Linked DNA regions of Homo sapiens: region 1 is linked to region 2. A link is a loop called in an ENCODE intact Hi-C map of the cell type or tissue named here. Cell type or tissue: HepG2. All regions are shown on one strand. Each heading gives the region's core, and the rest is flanking DNA. Links, peaks and the distances in the headings are about the cores only.

Region 1 (7,645 bases), core at 4,973-7,472, 54 kb after region 2:
AGTGGGCATGAAAAATAAAGTTTTTTTTTTTTTGGAGACGGAGTCTTCCTCTGTGCCCAGGCTGGAGTGCAATGGCGTGATCTCGGCTCACTGCAACCTCTGCCTCTCGGGTTCAAGTGATTCTCCTGTCTCAGCCTCCCGAGTAGCTGGGGCTACAAGCACGTGCCGCCACGCCTGCCTAATTTTTTGTATTTTTAGTAGAGACGGGGTTTTGCCATGCTGGCCAGGCTGGTCTTGAACTCCTGACCTCAAGTGATCCACCCGCCCCAGCTTCCCAAACTGCTGGGATTATAGGTGTGAGCCACCGAGCCCAGCCAAAAGAATAATTAAGGTTTTACCCAGCAGGAAGCAGAATATGAATCAGGAGTGGGCTAAAAATAGCATCTTGAGAACTTGGGATCCTGAGCTGTTGTCACTGAGGTCTGGGGCTTGGAAAAAGGAAGAGATGGGGTGGTCCCTTCCTCTCTGTGCCTGTCAGGTCACCCTAAGAGTTCCGGTTCTTCTTCTAGACATATACTCTGAAAAAAGATGTAGGCAAATCGGAACTTGTGCAATAAAAAGTGACCAGGACTGGGACAGAGGGGAACCTTCCAAAGATGTCTGATGAGGAACAGTTGCAGGGACCAGGAGGCCTCCCTGGAGAAGCTTCAGGGGTCATGGCCACTGGCTGAACTATCTGAAGGGCTTACTGGGAGGAGAGGAAGATGATTGATTCTGTGTCACTGCAGAGGGGAGAGCTAAGGCAGAAGGCTAGAAATGATGCGGAGACACACTTGACTTAAGAGATAACTTTCTTCCTATTTTTTTTTTTTTGGAGACAGAGTCTTGCACGTCGCCCAGGCTGGAGCGCAGTGGTGTGATCTTGGCTCGCTGCAACCTCCGCCTCCCGGGTTCAAGCGATTCTCCTGCCTCAGCTTTCTGAGTAGCTGGAGTTACAGGCATGCACCACCAGGCTCAGCTAATTTTTGTATTTTTAATAGATATGGGGTGTTCACCATGTTGGCCAGGCGGGTCTCAAGCTCCTGACCTTAAGGGATCTGCTCGCCTCGGCCTCCCAAAGTGCTGGGATTACAGGCGTGAGCTACCACACCTGGCCACTGATTTATTAATTTGGTAAGTATTTATTTAGTGCCTCCTGTGTGCCAGGCCTTGTGCTGAGCACTTTGGGTTTACAAAAGGAGGACAACAGAAGAGTCTTTGTAGAGGACTCTGTAGTTTACAAAGCACTTTCCAAAAGCACCACTTACCACTTTTTTTTTTTTTTTTTTTGAGACAGTTTCACTCTTGTTGCCCAGGCTGTAGTACCGTGGCGAGATCTCGGCTCACTGCAACCTCTGCTTCCCGGGTTCAAGCGATTCACGTGCCTCAGCCTCCCAAGTAGCTGGGATTACAGGCGTGCACCACCATGCTTGGCTAATTTTTTGTATATTTTTTTAATTTTAATTTTTTAAAATTTATTTTATTCTTTTATTATTTTTATTTTTATTTTTATTTTTTTTTTGAGACGGAGTCTTGCTCAGTCGCCCAGGGTGGAGTGCAGTGGCACGATCTCGGCTCACTGCAACCTCCGACTCCCGGGTTCACGCCATTCTCCTGCCTCAGCCTCCTGAGCAGCTAGGACTACAGATGCCCCCTACAACGCCCAGCTAATTTTTTTTTTTGTATTTTTAGTAGAGATGGGGTTTCACCATGTTAGCCAGGATGGTCTCGATCTCCTGACCTCGTGATCTGCCCGCCTCGGCCTCCCAAAGTGCTGGGATTACAGGCGTGAGCCACCGCGCCCGGCCATGTATTTTTAGTAGAGACGGGGTTTCACCAGGTTGGCCAGGCTGGTCTCCAACTCCTGACCTCAGGTGATGCACACACCTCAGCCTCCCAAGGTGCTGGGACCGCAGTCATGTGCCATCACACCCAGCTATTTTTTTTTTTTTTTATTTTTTCCTAGAGAAGCGGTCTCACTATGTTGCCCACGCTGGTCTCAAACTTCTGGGCTCAAGCCATCCTCCCACCTCAGCCTCCCAAACTGCTGGGATTACAGGCATGAGTCACCACGCCTAACCCATGTTTAATTTTTACAACAAATCTGGAAATTGGATATAACAGCTCCATTTTTAGAAGAATCTAAAGGCTCAGAGAGGTAAAGTGACTTGGCAAGCTCACACAGCCATAGAGCAGCAGAATCCACATCAGCTCACCTGACGGTAGGTTCGTGGTTCTTCTTGCTACACCAGGGGCTCCTAAACTTTGTGGATTGATAGGCCCCCCGCAACCTGCCTACGCTATATGTTTTCACTTTGTAACTTGGGGAGGAAGAGGAGGAACTTGGCATTTGCAATTGAGTCACTGCACAAGGGAAAAACTGTGGGTGGGAGGGTGGGGCTGTGATATATCTTTTTTTTTTTTTTAATCGAGAGAGTCTCTCTCTGTCCCCCAGGCTGGAGTGCAGTGGTGCGATCTAGGCTCACTGTAACCTCCGCCTCCCGGGTTCAAGAGATTCTCCTGCCTCAGCCTCCTGAGTAGCTGGAATTACAGGTGAATGCCACGACACCGGCTAATTTTTGTATTTTTAGTAGAGACGGGGTTTTGCCATGTTGGCCAGGCTCGTCTTGAACTCCTGACCTCAAGTGATCCATAGGAGTATAGGCAGTTCATATTTGAATTGTGACATGGCTTCAAGTTTACTTCCTGGAATGTTATAGACTAAAACTATTTTTTTGTTTTGAAACAGGGTCTTACTCTGTTGCCCAGGCTGGAGTGCAGTGGCATGATCATAGCTCACTGCAACCTCCACCTCCTGGGCTCAAGTGTTCCTCTTGCCTCGGCCTCCCAAGTGGCTGGTACTACAAGCACATGTCACCATGCACAGCTAATTTTTTTAATTTTTTTTTTTTGTAGAGATGGGGTTTCGCCAATCTGGTCTCAGACTCCTGGGCTCAAGCCATCCTCTTGCCTCAGCCTCCCAAAGTGTTGTGGTTATAGGTGTGAGTCACCGTACCTGGCTCCAAACCACTTTTGAAGCAAATAGATCTTACTACACATTCTACAGCAGGACAAGCAACCCACCACAAACGAATCAATCATGACGAAGCTAAATGAACAGCAGTCTATAATATAAAAACAAGAGCAGCTCAAGTGTAGAGTATAACCCAGGCGGCAAAGGCATTGGTCCTGTATTTGTGGGCACGTGTGCTGAAATTCCTGCAAGGCAGCCAGCCTTCTTGGAAAGATGTTGAGGAAACATTCTAAATACTAGAAATGTGCTGGTTTCTATTTATTTTATTTTTATTTTTATTTTTGAGATGGAGTCTTACTTTATCCCCCCGGCTGGAGTGCAGTGGCGTGATCTTGGCTCACTGTACCCTCCACCTACAAGGTTCAAGCGATGCTTCTGCCTCAGCCTCCTGAGTAGCTGGGATTATAGGCACCCGTCACCACGCCTGGCTAATGTTTTTGTATTTTTAGTAGAGACAGGGTTTCACCATGTTGGTCAGGCTGATCTCAAACTCCTGACCTCAGGTGATCCACCCGCCTTGGCCTCCCAAAGTGTTGGGATTATAGGTTTGAGTCACCATGCCTGGCCACAGCCAGCCTTCTTGGAAAGGTGTTGAGGAAGCATTCTAAATGCCAGAAATCTGCTGGTTTCAATTTATCAATTTAAACCTATATGACCTTCTATAATCCAGAAATTTATCAATAAGTAGCTCACGTCTGTAATCCCAGTGCTTTAGGAGGCTGAGGCAGGATCGCTTGAGGCCAAGCGTTTGAGACCAATCTGGGCAACATAGTGAGACTCCATCTCTACAAAAAATTTTAAAAATAAGCCTGGCATGGTAGCGCATGCCTGTAGTCCTGGCTACTCGGGAGGCTGGTGGGAGGATTGCTTGAGCCCAAAAGTTGGAGGCTGCAATGAGCTGATATCGCACCACCTCACTCCAGCTTGGGCAATAGACTGAAGAAAAAAAAAAAGGTAACTTTAGCATATAGAGAAATGAAAGTAATGTAAATGGAATTGGTTGTAATTCACCCATAAAGACCAAAGTTCTGTCTCTAAGATCTGAGTGCTATGGGGGATTTAAAGCTGACAAACACCAAGCATCACAGAACAGAGTAATTAATTTCTCCATTCACTCAAAAACATTTATAAAAATGTTATAGGCTGGGCATTGTGGCTCACGCCTGTCATCCCAGCATTTCGGGAGGCCGAGGCAGGTGGATCACGAGGTCAGGACTTCGAGACCAGCCTGGCCAACATGGTGAAACCCCGTCTCTACTAAAGATACAAAAAGTTAGGCGGACGTGGTAGCACGCGCCTGTAATCCCAGCTACTCAGGAGGCTGAGGTAGGAGAATTGCTTGAACCTGGGAGGCAGAGGCTGCAGTGAGCCGAGATCACGCCATTGCACTCCAGCCTGGGCGACACGGCGAGACCCCGTCTCAACCTTGTTCTGACTTTGCTGTAATAAGCATGCATGGTTAAGGCAATGAAAGCAATATATTGTAGAATTAACACTGAGCCTTGATCATCTTTACTTTCCCAAATTATTCCATTCCCCCATTCCCCACCTCATGCAGTATACATGGCAAAGGAAGATATTAAAATTTGAGCCAGTGATGAAAAATATTTATTTTTGACACATCAGCATTTTTTTGGTAAACAGAAGTTCTAGCTATATTGCCCAGGCTGGTCTCGAACTCCTGGCCTCAAGCAATCCTCCTGCCTTGGCCTTCCAAAGCACTGGGATTACAGACATGACTATATTGGCATTAAAAAAAAAAGTTTTATTAAAATTTTATTTACTGAGGCCGGGTGTGGTGGCTCACTCCTGTAATCCCAGCGCTTTGGGAGGCCAAGGCAGGAGGACTGCTTGAGGTCAGGAATTCAAGACCAGCCTGGTCAACATGCCAAAACCTCGTCTCTACTAAAAATACAAAAATTAGCCAGGTGTGGTGGCAGGCACCTGTGGTCCCAGCTACTCGGGAGGCTGAGGCAAGAGAATCGCTTGAACCCAGAAGGTGGAGGTTGCAGTGAGCCAAGATTGTGCCACTGCACTCCAGCCTGGGCAACAGAATGAAACTCCATCTTGAAAAAACCAAAAAGGTTTGATTTACTTACAATAAACTACATATAATTACAGTATAGATTTTGATACATTTTGACATATATATATACACACATATATATACACATATATACATATACATACATATATACACATATATATACATATACATACATATATATATACACACACCCATGAAACTATCACCACAATTTAGATAATGACATACCCACCACCCCCAAAAATTATATCTCACCCCTCTATAATCCCTTCTACTCTATAATCCCTGCCTTCTTTATCCCCAGGCAACCAATGGCTGCTTTGTGTCACTGTAGATTCGTTTAGATTTTCTAAAATGTTATATGAATGGAATCGTATAATATGCACTTGTGGTTTTGGCCTAGTTTCGTTCACTCAGCCAGATGATCTGACATTCATCATGTTGTTGCTTGTATCAATACTTCTTCCCGGCTGGGTGCAGTGGCTCATGCCTGTAATCCCAGCACTTTGGGAGGTTGAGGAGGGAGGATTGTTTGAGCCCAGGAGGTCCAGGCTGCAACAGTGAGCCATGATTGCGTCACTGCACTCCAGCCTGGGTGACAGAGCAAGACCCTGTCTAACATACACACACACACAGAGAGAGAGAGAGAGAGAGAGAGACAGACAGACAGATAGACAGACAGACAGAGAGAGAGTGTGTTGCGTGACTCAGCCTTTAAGCTTAGCTTTCCCTGTGGCATAAGTTTCGGGGGTTCTGAGATTTCACATTTTCCCTTTACAGGTGCATCGTAGGGTTTAGAAGGTGATATCTCACTTTGCACAGCTGAGACAGCTCTGGGACCAGTGCCAGGCATCCCACTTAGCCAGTTCTCGGGTGGTTCCTGGATTGACCCCCAACCTCCACTGCACATCTGCAGACACCTTGGGAAGGCACGGAATGACTGCAGGGATGGAATGGTTGAGGGTTGGGTGGGACCTGGACCTCATCCACCACCTGGGCATCCCAGGGGAGCAGGACATCAGGTCCCTCCAGCCCCCAACCCCGGGTGGTCCCAGCTTCTCAGGCCCGTGCCCCAGGGAGCAGTGCGGCTCCTTGTTCAACAGGAGGCTGTCATCGGTAGAACGCAGGGGTTGGTTGCCAGCTGCGGACTCCGGCTCATTTAACTGCTCTGCAGCCCCCACGCCGGGTCCTCACTGCCCCGTGGTAGATGGACAGCTGGGTTTGGCTTCCTCTGGTCTGATGGAGAAATGGCCTCATCCCAAAGCAGAATACTGTCCTCTGCTGGCTGGCCTGTGACATGGCTCACTTACAGACGATGGCTTTAAACAGGCACCCCAATGCCCCAATTTCCCCAGGTCCATCGTACCTTCGGGCAATCCCCCAAAGTTATGAAACTGCAGCCTGCCTTCCCTAGCATTCATGTGCCATGCTCTCTTTCCCCACATTCATAGGATGGGCACAGTCTGCAGGTCCACTGCCCAAGCACACATCCCCTTGGGAAGAAATGCCAACTCCCTCCCAACCCTGCTGGCTGGCATCCCTTAGATGTGTCCAACACTTGCCTTCAGCAGGGCATGGGAAGCGAGACAGGCAGGAGTCAAATAGTGTAGGCAAGCCCTTGGAGGCCATGGCGAGGAAAGTAGATGCTGTTTCCAAGGACAGTGGGAAGTTGCTTAGAGAGGTTAAGCTGGGAGGGTAATGACTAATGACCCATTTATATTTTCGAAGGAATGGGAAACAAGCACTCAAAAACATTGCTGATGAGATCGAAAATGGGTGCAATTTTTTTTTTTTTTTTTGAGACCGACTCTCGCTCTGTCACCCAGGCTGGAGTGCAGTGGTGCAATCTCGGCTCACTGCAGCTTCCATCTCCCAGGTTCAAGTGATTCTCCTGCCTCAGCCTCCTGAGTAGCTAGGATTATAGGTGCACGCCAGCACGGCTGGCTAATTTTTGTTTGTTTGTTTTTTGAGATGGAGTCTCCCTCTGTCACCCAGGCTGGAGTGCAGTGGCGCGATCTCGGCTCACTGCAACCTCTGCCTCCTGGGTTCAAGCAATTCTCCTGTCTCAGCCGCCCAAGTAGCTGGGACCACAGGCACCCACAACCACACCTGGGTAATATTTGTATTTTTAGTGGAGACGAGCTTTTACCATATTGGTCAGGTTAGTCTCGAACTCCTGACCTCAGGTGATCCACCTGCCTTGGCCTCCCAAAAGGCTGGGATTACAGTCATGAGCCACCGCACCCAGCTGGGTGCAATTTCTATAGAAGGGAATCTGACAATATCTATCAAAATGACAAATGTACATATATTTGATCAATTTCACTTCTAGGATTCTAACTTGTAGATATCCTTGCTTAAGTGCAAAGTGGTTTAAGAAGTTATTCATTGCAGCATTGACTGCCAGAATAAATGATTAGAGATGACCCAGATGTCGATCAATGTGGGAATGATTAATAAATTATGGCGCGTCCTTTTTTTTTTTTTTTTTGAGACATATTGCTGTGGTGGGATCTCAGCTCACTGCAACCTCCGCCTCCCAGATTCAAGCGATTCTCCTGCCTCAGCCTCCCAAATAGCTGGGA
Region 2 (12,666 bases), core at 8,572-11,071:
GCCTGTAATCCCAGCACTCTGGGAGGTCGAGGTGGGCGGATCACCTGAGGTCAGGAGTTGGAGACCAGCCTAACCAACATGGAGAAACCCTGTCTTTACTAAAAATACAAAATTAGACGGGCGTGGTGGCACATGCTTGTAATTCCAGCTACTTGGGAGGCTGAGGCAGGAGAATCACTTGAACCCGGGAGGTGGAGGCTGCAGTGAGCCAAGATCGTGCCACTGCACTCCAGCCTGGGCGACACAGCGAGACTCCATCAGTATAAACGTTTTCTATTTCCTTGTTTACATTTATTTATTTATTTTATTTTATTTATTTTTAGACAGGGTCTTGCTCTGTTGTCCAGGCTGGAGTGCAGTGGTGCAATCATAGGTCACCACAACCTCTACCTCCCAGGATCAAGTGATCCTCCCACCTCAGCCTCCCGAGGAGCTGGGACTACAGGTGCACACCACTACGCCTGGCTAGTTTCTGAATGTCTCTAAAACAAGGGTTAGTACCCCTTGGTTCTTAAGAAAAAGCACTCAGAATTGCAGAAGAGAGAAAGGCCTGCCTAGTCTACACAGCACTGTGTTTACTACAGGCTCACTAAGGAGGAGCCAAGCAATGCAACCAACGTTCACTCAACACCTACTACGTGCCAAGCACCCTGGCTAGGCACCTTCTACAATTTCTTTTGATTCATATGATAAACCTGTTTAGAGAAATATTATTTCACCCATTTTACAGACTCAGATTCAAAGCCCTAAGGACCAAGCAAGTTACTGAAATTCCCACAACTTACAGAGGGAGATTTAAAGACCTTGTGGGACCCTCTCTGTCACTTCTTGTTGCAACCCTAGACAAGGAAGGGGTGACCCAACTCCTGGCCCATAATGGTCTTGATGGTTCTCATGCTGGCTACTGTCACCCCACATTCAGCTAGTAGTGGGCTGTGCCATTCAGCAAAAACAGAGTTTCTACTAGTGCATAGAGGACCACGGAGTCACAGGGGGTGCTCTGGGCGACAGCTTCACCCACAGAACAGGTATTGGTCAGTGGCTTCCTTCGGTCCAACAGGTGGTTTCAAATCAGCTCTTCCACAAGCTGACAGGGAACAATGGTACTAATGAGACAGACAAGCCAGATGGCCCCTGGGCTGAGGCCTCAGAGGGCACCGTATTGGTCATTCCTTCCCCAGCGTTGCTTGCGTTTCACCTTGATGTTCGGTCATTGCTATGCATTCAAGGCAATCACATGTGTATTGAGGCCGGGCGCGGTGGCTCACACCTGTTATCCCAGCACTTTGGGAGGCCAAAGTGGGAAGATCACCTGAGGTCAGGAGTTCAAGACCAGCCTGGCCAACATGGTGAAACTAAAAATACAAAAAGTAGCTGGGCATGGTGGTGCATGCTCTGTAATCCCAGCTACTCAGGAGGCTGAGGCAGGAAAATCACTTGAACCCAGGAGGCGGAGGTTGCGCTGAGCTGAGATCGCACCACTGCACTCCAGCCTGGGCGATAGAGCCAGACTCGGTCTCAAAAAAACAAAAAAAGTGTACTGAGCACCAACTCTAGGTCATCTCTGTGACCTGTGCTTGGATATTCACAGCATGTGTTTAAATTCTAGAATGTGGGCAGTAGGGTTACTAAAAACCCACAACATGAACAAGTCAGTAATAATTAGATCCCATCGCTATGGTGACTAAGGACGGTCATGCGGTGTCTATAAAAGCATCATAATTATTATACCATTTACAAGATTGCCCATACAGAGCTTTCTATTGCCCCATGTTGTCTTACAAGGAAGACAAAATCCTTTGGTGCTGGCCTGACATTGTACTATGCCTGCTGCTCGAGACAGGTACACTAGGTTACCCAAGATGCTCCTTTAGACTGAGGGCTTAATGCTCCATTTCTCAGACACCACCAAGAGAGCTGCGTACTTGCCGGCAGCTAGCTGTGGAGATGTGCTTGAGTTGGGAGAGCCACAGCTCTGCTGCACCCACTGGGGCTTCCTGTTAGAAAAGAGACCCACCACATCACACAGTACACCTGCATGAGAGGCTAGAGGGAAAGTCCTCCAGGCCACAGCACTAGAAAAAAGTCCTCCTGGGCAGTGACCCACATCACATGGCTTCAAGCTGAACTCTAAGCAACGTCTAGTGTGGGCAGGGTGACTCCGCTAGGCCCTTGGCCTCCATAAGGTGACTCAGTGGTTCAAGCAGCTTTTTCTCTTGTCATTCCACCATCTCAATGTTCAACTTCCGGGCCGTCCTGATGGGAAGAAGATTGCTGGAGGGCCTGGCCCTGGCTCTTAAATGCTTCCATCCAGAAGTGACATACGTGACTTCCTCTCACAGGCCATTACCCGAAGTTAACTTCAAGAGGGCTTAGAAATGTGTGGGAGCCCAGAAACACGCAGTGAACATACGTCTGCTGCAGGTGTCCACGACTAGCTCAAGATGACAGGGAACTGGAGGCACAACTGGTGGGAGTCTAGTTGCTCAAGAACTCATGACCTATAAACCTGATTTTTAAAAACTGAGATAGAAGCCGGGTGTGGTGGCTCACACCTGTAATCCCAGTACTTTGAGAGGCCGAGGCGGGTGGATCACAAGGTCAGGAGTTCGAGACCAGCCTGGCCAACATAGTGAAACCCTATCTCTACTAAAAATACAAAAATTAGCTGGTATGGCAGTGTGTGCCTGTAATCCCAGCTACTTGGGAGGCTGAGGCAGGAGAATCACTTGAACCCAGGAGGTGGAGGTTGTGGTAAGTGAAGATTGTTCCACTGTACTCCAGCCTGGGCAACACAGCAAGACTCCGTCTCAAAAAAAAAAAAAAAAAAAAAGAAACCTGAGATAGAGACTGGGAGCAGTGGCTCATGCCTCAGGCCGAGGAGGGCAAGATCACTTGAGGTCAGGAGTTCGAGACCAGTCTAGCCAACATGGTGAAACCCCGTCTCTACTAAAAATACAAAAATTAGCTGGGTGTGGTGGTGGGCACCTGTAATCCCAGCTACTCAGGAGGCTGAGGCAAGAGAATCACTGGAACCCGGGAGGCAGAGGTTGCAGTGGGCTGAGATTGGGCCACTGCACTCCAGCCTGGACCACAGAGCGAGAGTCAGTCTCAAAAAAAAAAAAAAAAAATTGAGACAGAATTCACACACCATAAAATTCATCATTTTAAAGTATAAAATTCAGTGGTTTTCACTATATTCACCCATTGTGCAAGCATCACCACTACCAGATTCCAGAGCATCTTCATACCCTCAAAAGGAAATCCCACACTCATCAGCAGTCACTCCCCACTCCTGACCTGGTTTTTGTTTTTTGGGGTTTTTTTTGTTGTTGTTTTTTTTTTGAGACAGGGTCTCACTCTGTCAGCCAGGCTGCTGTACAGTGGCGTGATGACAGCCCAGCCTCCTGCGTTGCTGGGACTACAGGCACCCACCACCAAGCCCCATTAATTTTTTGTTAAGATACGGGGTTTCGCCATGTTGCCCAGGTTGGTCTCAAACTCCTGGGCTCAAGCCATTAGCCCACCTCAATCTCCCAAAGTGCTGGGATTACAGGTGTGAGCCACCAAGCCCGGCCCTGATTTGTTTTTAACTAATGAACAGTGTTTTAACACTGCTCTGACATACAGGAGCTGTAATTATCACAAAGGTTAAAGGACCTTGTCCAACATCAGGGAATCGATAAATGGTGGAACCAGGATTCAAACCCAGACCAACTGTCTCCAGAGCTATTCTATCAACCATCTGTCTGCCCTTCAAGACCTTTTTAGGACATGGCAAAGTTACAGGTAGACGCAGCCTCACTGAATGACCTGGGGTTCATTTTGCAGCTGACATCCTGGCCACATCATCAGATGACAGCATTACCCAAGATGAAATAATCCCTGCAGAAGGACACAGGATTGGTCTCGTGTCTGGGTGGAGCTATCCTGCACCTCTGTAACCCTGGTGCTCATCAGACTTTGCATAACATGAGTGCTCAATATTTGTTTTTGTTTTTTTGAGACAGAGTTTCGCTCTTGTTGCCCAGGCTGGATGGAATGCAATGGCGCAACCTCAGCTCACTGCAACCTCTGCCCCCCGGGTTCAAGCGATTCTCCTGCCTCAGCCTCCCAAGTAGCTGGGATTACAGGCATGCACCACCACGCCCGGCTAATTTTGTATTTTTAGTAGAGACAGGTTTCTCCATGTTGGTCAGGCCGGTCTCGAACTCGCGACCTCAGGTGATCTGCCCGCCTCGGCCTCCCAAAGTGCTGGGATTACAGGTGTGAGCCACCACACCTGGCCAGCACTCAATATTTGTTTGCTGAATGACTAAATGAACAGAATCTCCCAGACCAGAGTCAATGCTTCTCCCTCAATGGCACAGCACACTGGCCCTTCAGCCAGGAGTATCGGAACAGAGCCGTGCTGCTTTCTAAGACCTCGTGGCTCTGCCTGCAATCACCTACTAAAGGGCAAGAAACCAAGCCAAGCTTTTCAAATATCACAGGAAAAATAGCAGGGGTCCAGGTACAGTGGCTCATGCCTGTAATTCCAGCACTTTGGGAGGTCAACAGGAGGATCGTTTGAGCCCAGGAGTTTGAGATCGGCCTGGGCAACATAGCAAGACCCCATCTCTGCAAAAAGAAAGAAAAACTCGCCAAGCATGGTGGTGTGTGCCTGTAGTCCCAGCTACTTGGAAGGGCTTAAGGAGTTTGAGACTGCAGTGAGCAATGATCCTGGGTGACAGAGCAAGTGTCCTGCCTTAAAAAAAAAAAAAAAAAAAAAGAGAGAGAAAAGAGAAAGAAAAAAAAGCAGGACACTGTACGTGGGAGGTACTAAGAGCTTCAGAACCTTCACTTTGGACTGGCTGCCTCTCACTCTGGCACAAGATCGCTCCTCACTCTGCCAGATTCTCAAGCTTCACTCCTGCCTGCTAAAATAATCGCTCTGATTCCATTCTCTTGCTCACACCTCCCAAAGAACTGCCCTTACAGAATTTACAACCGAGCCTGAACCTCTCAGCCTCTTACCTAGATGGGACCCAGAAAGGGTCACCTGTGGGAACACTCCTGTTCTTGAAAACAGTGCCTCCACCCTGGCCTAGGCCAACATCATCTTTCATCTTGTTGGTCTTTTCCACACACAAAAGTAGTCCCAGCACCTCGAAGAGAGCTTGGCACATACGTGGTGCTCTACAAATACTTGCTGAGTACATGGGCTGCTGACCACTGCTTTATTCAATGATCCTCGTGTAAAGGCCCAGGGAAAAGCACTTTTTAAAAAAAATTTAAGAGATGGGGTCTTGCTCCATCACCCAGGCTGCAGTGTCGTGGTGCAATCATAGCTTACTACAGCCTTGAACTCTCAGGCTCAAGCGATCGTCCTGCTTCAGCCTCTTGAGTAGCTGGGACTACAGGTGCACACCACCATGCCTGGCTAATATTTTAAATGTGTATTTTCTTGTTGAAGGGACAGGGTCTCTCTCTCTCTCTCTTGCCCAGGCTGGTCTCAAACTCCTGGCCACAAGTGATCCTCCTGCCTCAGCCTCCCAGAGTGCTGGGACTACAGACATGAGCCATCGCGCCCAGCTGAAAAATACTAATGAGAAACTGGTCAGCTTCCTTTTTCCAATAACTGCTATGTAACCCCATCCTTCTTTGCCTTGGCATCTAGGAAGCTCTGGGCAGAGCTGTGTGCTCAACCACAAGAGCTTCCCTGGACTGCTTTTTGACACCATCACCTCCCAGAGTCCTTTTCTCAATTACTAGGCTCTCAGCTTTCAGTTCCCCCTCTGGTTTTTGGTTTGGTTGGGGAAAGCATGGAAAGTGAAATTCAACAAACTCACAACCCAGTTGAGCTATAAAAGACCAACAGACCTTGGTTCAAAACCTAGATATGCCACCTATGCACTCTGGGATCCTGGGCACACGATTTATCACAGTCCGTCTCCGGGATGACCATGCTCACAGTGCTACGTTGGTTACATGAGACATAAACACCCAGCGCAGACACTCAACGGTTACACTCAACTCCTTTTATTTTCATTAGAATTTTCTATTATTTATTTATTTGGGGAATTTTCTATTTTTCATTTATTACTGTATATTTTGAGATGGGGGTCTCACTCTATCACCCAGGTTGGTGTGCAGTGGTCTGATCATGGCTCACTGCAGCCTCAACCTCCCTGGGCTCAGGTGATCCTCCCACCTCAGCCTCCCAAGTAGTTGGGATGACAGGTACACACCACCACACCCAGCTAATTTTTAAACACTGATGTTTAAAAACACTAATTTTTAAATAGAGATGGTGTTTTGCCATGTGGCCCAGGATGGTCTTGAATTCCTGGGCTCTAGTGATCCGTCCACCTCGGCCTCCCACAGTGCTAAGATTATAAGCATGAGCCACTGTGCCAGGCCCTAGGATTTTTAAAATAAACAAATTTATTCATGTCTTCAGCATCCAGGTAACTGATCTAGAAAGATTTAGAGTCAGAATATTCTTCTTCAATTATAAAATGATTACTGAATAAATTATCAACTACAGAAGGAACTTGAGACACAATTTTTCTTTTCTTTTTTTTTGCAGAGACAAGTGAGCATTTATTTTTGTGCCTTTCTTCCTATGTATATTTCAAGCCTTTTTCAAGGCCCCAGGAATCTCCGGATTCAATTATGTCCCCGGGCTTGGTCGACTGCTGCAGGACTCTTAGGGAGCCTTGTACAAATGCTAGAGTTACTCATTCACCAACATTAAACCCTAGGATAGAAGATGCAACAAAGCAAGACTCCTTTCTCCACAAAATGTGATTTCAGACAAGGCAGCAGCCAACGTAGAAAACGCTGGAATTTTTCCTTGGAACTGGACTGTGATGAGAGGTGCCGCCATGAACGTAAGCTACTGTCTTTTCTTTTCTTTTTTTTTTTTTTTGAGATGGAGTTTCGCTCTTGTTGCCCAGGCTGGAGGACAAAGGTCTGATCTTGGCTCACCACAACCTCCGCCTCCCGGGTTCAAGCGATTCTCCTGCCTCAGCCTCCCCAGTAGCTGGGATTACAGGCGTGTGCCACCACGCTCAGCTAATTTTTGTATTTTTAGTAGAGACGGGGTTTCTCCATGTTGGTCAGGCTGGTTTCGAACTCCCGACCTCAGGTGATCTGCCCGCCTCAGCCTCCCAAAGTGCTAGGATTATAGGCGTGAGCCACCGGGCCCGGCCAGCCACTGTCTTTCCTTTGACCCTTCCTTTACAGTTTTTGAAGATAAAGCAGGAAATAATCTTCTCTGAAGATACTTGATAAAAATTCCACCCCGCCCCCAAAAATAACACAAGCTTCCAGTTCATTGATAAAAATTTACTGTAGTTTGGCACCTGGCTCTAGTTCAGCTGGCGGATGAGCTGATTGATGCACACACCCCCAAGAAGATGGAGGTGTGCCAATCTCCTTCAGAAAGTCCACTATTTTTGGTAGCATGACAGTCCACTGAGAGGTGGAAAGGGGACAAGAACCATGAGATCTCCTGGAAATGCTTCCTTGGGAAGGCAATTTCATGAATGAGGTCTTCCAAGCAAAAGACACCAAGCTTTCCCAGGTGCTCCTCAATCACTGTGTTGTCAGAGGGATGGTCTTATTCTTGACCTTGGCTTGTCTACGTTTCAAAATGAGTTTCTGGACAGACTTCAGATTTGGAAATCCCCAGGTCACATAAGGTTACATACTATACGCTGCATTTTTAGGTTTAAGTCTTGCAATGGCTCTCCGCACCAGTAAACTCACACCATCAATCCTTTCGACGCGTACAACAAAGGCCAAGGAATGTTTATCTGGCGATTCCAAGGTGTGAGGTTTTACTTCTAGTCGTCTGAGACACACCTTGTCATGTTTCTGCCGCCAGGAATCATGTAGGAATGATTCCAGTCGTTTAAACCTGAGCTCTTTTCCTTCCCTCTGCTCCTCCTTTGCCAAAAGTGCCTACTTTGACTGGGTGGCTTTGAGGCCTTGATAAGCCTTCTGCTTTCAGGAGATTTTCTGGAGCCAAAGGGATTTTTCTTTGCTCCTGCTTTGCCATCTTTCTAGTGTTGCAGCTACTGAACATGCGCAACCCCACCACTGACACAAAATTTTATACCTGGATGGAAAACTAAAGTCCTACCAAAAGTTCCTACTGTACTTTGGAATAATCTTCAGAAGTACAGACCAGGCCAGGCGCAGTGGCTCACGCCTGTAATCCCAGCACTTCGGAAGGCCGAGGCGGGCAGACTGCTTCAGGTCAGGCATTCGAGACCAGCTGGGCAACATGGTGAAACCCCATCTGTACTAAAATTACAAAAAATTAGCCAGGCATGATGGCACACACCTATAATTCCAGCTACTCAGGAGGTTGAGGCACGAGAATTGCTTGAACCCAGGAGGCAGAGGTTGCAGTGAGCCAAGATTGCGCCACTGCACTCCAGCCTGGGCGACAGAGTGACAGGCTCTGTCTCAAAAAAAAAAAAAAAAAAAACTACAGATCAGACCCAATTTTGACATCTGAGCTCAGTCAATATGCAGGAGAAAGCTCAGCAGTAAACTTGGGGGACAGAAGCCATATTTATTCATTCATCCATTCATCCAAGTGCCTACCTTATGCCTGGCATTGTTCTATGCCCCAGCTTACACTCGCAGAAATGATAGGTTCCCTGTTCTCAACTGAATTCACCTTCTAGTCCAACCGTATTGCCACTAGGGAGGGGAGAATTAGACACCTTTTATTAAGTCACTGTTTATCCTTTATGAAAGCAGATGAAGAAGAAAACATGCAATAAGACAGTGACAGTGACCGGGCACAGTGGCTCCTGCCTATTATCCCAGCACTTTGGGAGGCTGAGCTGGGTGGACCACTTAAGGCCAGGAGTTCGAGACTGGCCTGGCCAACATGGTGAAACCCTGTCTCTACTAGAAATACAAAAATTAGCTAGGTGTGGAGGCACGTGCCTGTAGTGCCAGCTACTCGGGAGGCTGAGGCAGGAGAATCACTTGAACCTGACAGGTGGAGGTTGCAGTGAGCCAAATCGTGCCACTGCACTCCAGTCTGGGCGAAGAGAAAGGAGGGGTGACCGAAGCAGGGTTCCAAGATCAACCAGCAATGGTACCATGGACAGATCTTGGAACGTGGTAGGGAGGGGAAGAGAGGGAGAATTATGGGTCAATTACGGGTCAGCGCAGCAGGAAGTGACAAGGGGCTACAGTAAGACCACAGCAGTGGAAAGAGATTTAAAGGGCCGGGCGTGGTGGCTCACGCCTGCTGTAATCCCAGCACTTTGGGAGGCCGAGGCAGGCAGATCGCCTGAGGTCAGGAGTTCGAGACCAGCCTGGCCAACACAGTGAAACCCTGTCTCTACTAAAAATACAAAAATTAGCTGGGCGCGGTGCCGCGCACCTATAATCCCAGCTACTCGGGAAGCTGAGGCAGGAGAATCACTTGAACCTGGGAGGCAGAGGTTGCAGTGAGCTGAGATTGTGTCACTGCACTCTGAACAACAGAGCAAGAATCTGTCTCAAAAAAAAAAAAAAAAAAAGACTAAAAACTTACAGGACTTGGTGGTGGTGGGAGACCCAGAATGGAGAGGAAGGGAAAAGGGACAGGAGTCTTTTGTCCTTGGAGCTTCAGGGCCCAGGAAGTCGGTGAGGCCACTGACAGATAGAGCTCTTGTTGTGGAGGTTTCGGGTAGATGGGCTGGGAGCTTTTGATCACTGCTGTGACGCTGAATGACTCCTGAGTTTGCAAATCACGTTACGTAAGGAACGCGTCCAACGTGTCCATGTTAAGACTGTGTGGTTTCATGAGCAGTCAAAGGGTCTGAAGCCCTTCACCAAAACCAACAGTGGCTTTTCTCCACAAGACCACAAATACCTGACGGAACATTCCTGATGCCAAACTGCACTCTGAATGATGCCGGGCACCACTGGCTAATGCACTCTCCTGTGTATTCAAGAACTGCCATCCCTGTTTGCAGTGTTGAAAACTCAACCCAGGTGACCTATGGTCACTACATATGAGTTCAGAAAGTTCAGAAAGGTGACCGTAGTTCACGTGTTCCTAACCAAACCTGCAAACCTTTGTACAGGCCCGGCTTACCCAATGCACTGATGATGCATGCCCACGAAGATCAAAGTATCACTAGGACACAGTGCTCTAAGAACACCGGCATCACCACCGCAGAGGTGATGTGACGTGAGCTCAGAAACAGGGCTGTAGGAAAAAGTGCCGAAGATAAAAGGAGGGCAGATAAATAGAATGAGTAAGCACTGTTCTTAACTTTCACCTAGAAATAAATTACATCTGTTCCAAGTTAGAGGACACGCCCCACAATGCCCCATCTTCCTCCTCATTACTACATCCAAGTAGACAAAAGGCAACTTTCCCCCTTCTATTCTCCTACCAAATGTCTCCTAAAGAATTCAATTCTTATAAGCTGGACATGGTGGCTCACGCCTGGTAATCCTAGCACTTTGGGAGGCTGAGGCGGGTGGATCACTTGAGGTCAGGAGTTTGAAACCAGCCTGGCCAACACAGTGAAACCTCATCTCTACTAAAAATACAAAAAAAAATTAGCCGGGCGTGATGGCACGCGCCTGTAATCCCAGCTACTTGGGAGGCTGAGGCAGAAGAATTGCTTGAACCTGGAAGGCAGAGGTTGCAGTGAGCCAAGATCACACCACTGCACTCCAGCCTAGGCGAGAGAGTCAGACTCTGTCTCAAAAAAAAAAAAAAAAAAAAAAAAAAAGAAATTCAACTCTTGGAGAACAGTCCACAGCTGACAGCACCACAGTCTGGCCACCAACATATTCTAAGTTAGCCTTGAAACTGACGCATTTCGGGAAATTATGTGTACAATTCTCTCAGCTAGGTACAGATGCTGCACAAAGGAGATCCGAATGCCACACCCTCCAGCACTCCAATGAAAGGACAATTCTTAGATATCCCCCTATCCAAGTCACCTCTTTAACAAGTGAAATAAATAAGCTTCCCACATCAACAGTTTGCTGCACAAGCCACCAGAAGGATCAGGTTCCCCGGGGCTTTGTTCACAACACGTCCAAGCATCAACTGAGTTGCCACACCGACCAGCGTCAGGAGTAACAGTTACTGGGCTGGGCGCGGTGGCTCATGCCTGTAATCCCAGCGTTTTGGGAGGCTGAGATAGGAGGCTCACTTGAGGCCAGGAGTTTGAAACTAGCCTGGGCAACATAGCCAGACCCCACTTCTACAAATAATAAATAAATAAATAAACATACAGAGAGAGAAAAGGAAAGAAAGAAACAAACTGATGAACGTGGCTCCAGTGAACCCAACCAACTGGAGCCACCAATCTGCAAAGAACCATGGTCTGCCCCCATGGAATTCCTCCATCTTCTCTCCCTCTTATATGCATACACACACACACACACACACACACACGCACGCACAGATGCAGACAGGCGTGTGCACACTAATCCCAACAAGAACACAACTGATGTAAACATCTCGCTTGGGGAGGAAAAACTTTTAAGATGTAGAGCTCTAAAACAGTATGATTACAAATTTAGACACAGTAAAAATTTCCCAAATGGTTGTTCATTCACCCAGAGAGGATATTAGGCAGTAAGAGAATATTCAGTACAAGAAAACACTGTCCTGAGCCAGACATGGTGGCCGGTGCCTGTAATCCTAGCTACTCGGGAGGCTGAGGCACAAGAATTGCTTGAACCCAGGAGACAGAGGTTGCAGTGAGCCAAGATCACACCACTGCACTCCAGCCTGGGTGACAGAGTGAGACTCTGTCTAAAAAAAAAAAAAACACACAACACTGATCTGAGCTAGTCACATAGCCCTGACCTTTTAAAACACCTCCCCATCTCTTCCCATGGTTCCTAGGACCATTTCAGACAAGTGCCACCACGCGACCTCAGCCTCATGCAATCTACACCCTACATGCCCCCCAGAGCTGGTGTGCCTGGGTGGGCTCAGAGAACTCCTAGCAATCCTCCAAGACCCAACTCAAACATCACCTCTCCCCTGGAGCCCTGCTGTGGAAACAAACAGCAGGCTCAGCACTAATAAAAGCCTCACCCCATCATCTTGAGAATGAATGCAACACACCGTGCCATTCTTGTTGAATTGTATGCTTGCTTCCCTCCCTGTGAGAGTTCTCAAGTGCCCAAACCAGAGCCTACACATATCCTAAGGCCGGATGTGTGCTTTTTTATGTGTCACGCTACAGGGATCCAAACAGCGCCAAGAAGATGAAGAAGGACCCACTGCTGAAAGGGTTAACATGTTCTGAGCTGTCCCAGAGGCAGGTGGAGTGGGTTCTTTCTCTGACTTTAGTGATGAAGAAACTAAGGCTTGGTATAGGTCAGCGGCCTATGCAAGCAGGTAAGTGACCTCTGACTCAGATGCTTCTCCCACCTGCCCGGCGGGTCCAAATTTCTGCCCAATGCCAGATGACAAAACTGCACAGCAAAACAAGTTGTTGTTTTTTGGGTTTTTTTTTCTGAGACAGAGTCTCACTCTGTCACCCAGGCTGGAGTGCAGCAGCACGATCTCGGCTCACTGCAACCTCCGCTTCCCAGGTTCAAGTGATTCTTCTGCCTCAGCCTCCTGAGTAGTTGGGATTACAGGTGCACACCACCACACCGGCTAATTTTTGTATTTTTAGTAGAGAC

What was found. Peaks named below come from ENCODE experiments on the same cell type or tissue, not always from the same donor. Only the 100,000 strongest peaks of a DNase experiment are listed, where the experiment ranks them.
Region 1: it touches region 2 in a loop (4-fold over the local background); 39 of 110 quality-filtered maps call a loop at or near these places.

Annotation. Positions count from the first base shown.
Region 1 is chr7:75,865,340-75,872,984 of GRCh38, reverse strand. No RefSeq gene overlaps it. Among named protein-coding and RNA genes, the nearest start is that of RHBDD2, 9.9 kb to the left of the region's middle. RefSeq lists an enhancer at 6,160-6,454. In HepG2, for the core only: a CTCF peak has its summit at 6,339 (motif pointing left); DNase peaks (open chromatin) are centred at 5,634 and 6,324; H3K4me3 peaks cover 429 bases.
Region 2 is chr7:75,918,136-75,930,801 of GRCh38, reverse strand. All of the region lies in intron 1 of POR (cytochrome p450 oxidoreductase), which reads right to left. It also overlaps the pseudogene RPL7L1P3. Among named protein-coding and RNA genes, the nearest start is that of MIR4651, 9.3 kb to the right of the region's middle. RefSeq lists an enhancer at 2,206-2,265. In HepG2, for the core only: no CTCF peak of the experiment used is centred there; DNase peaks (open chromatin) are centred at 10,091 and 10,850; H3K4me3 peaks cover 453 bases.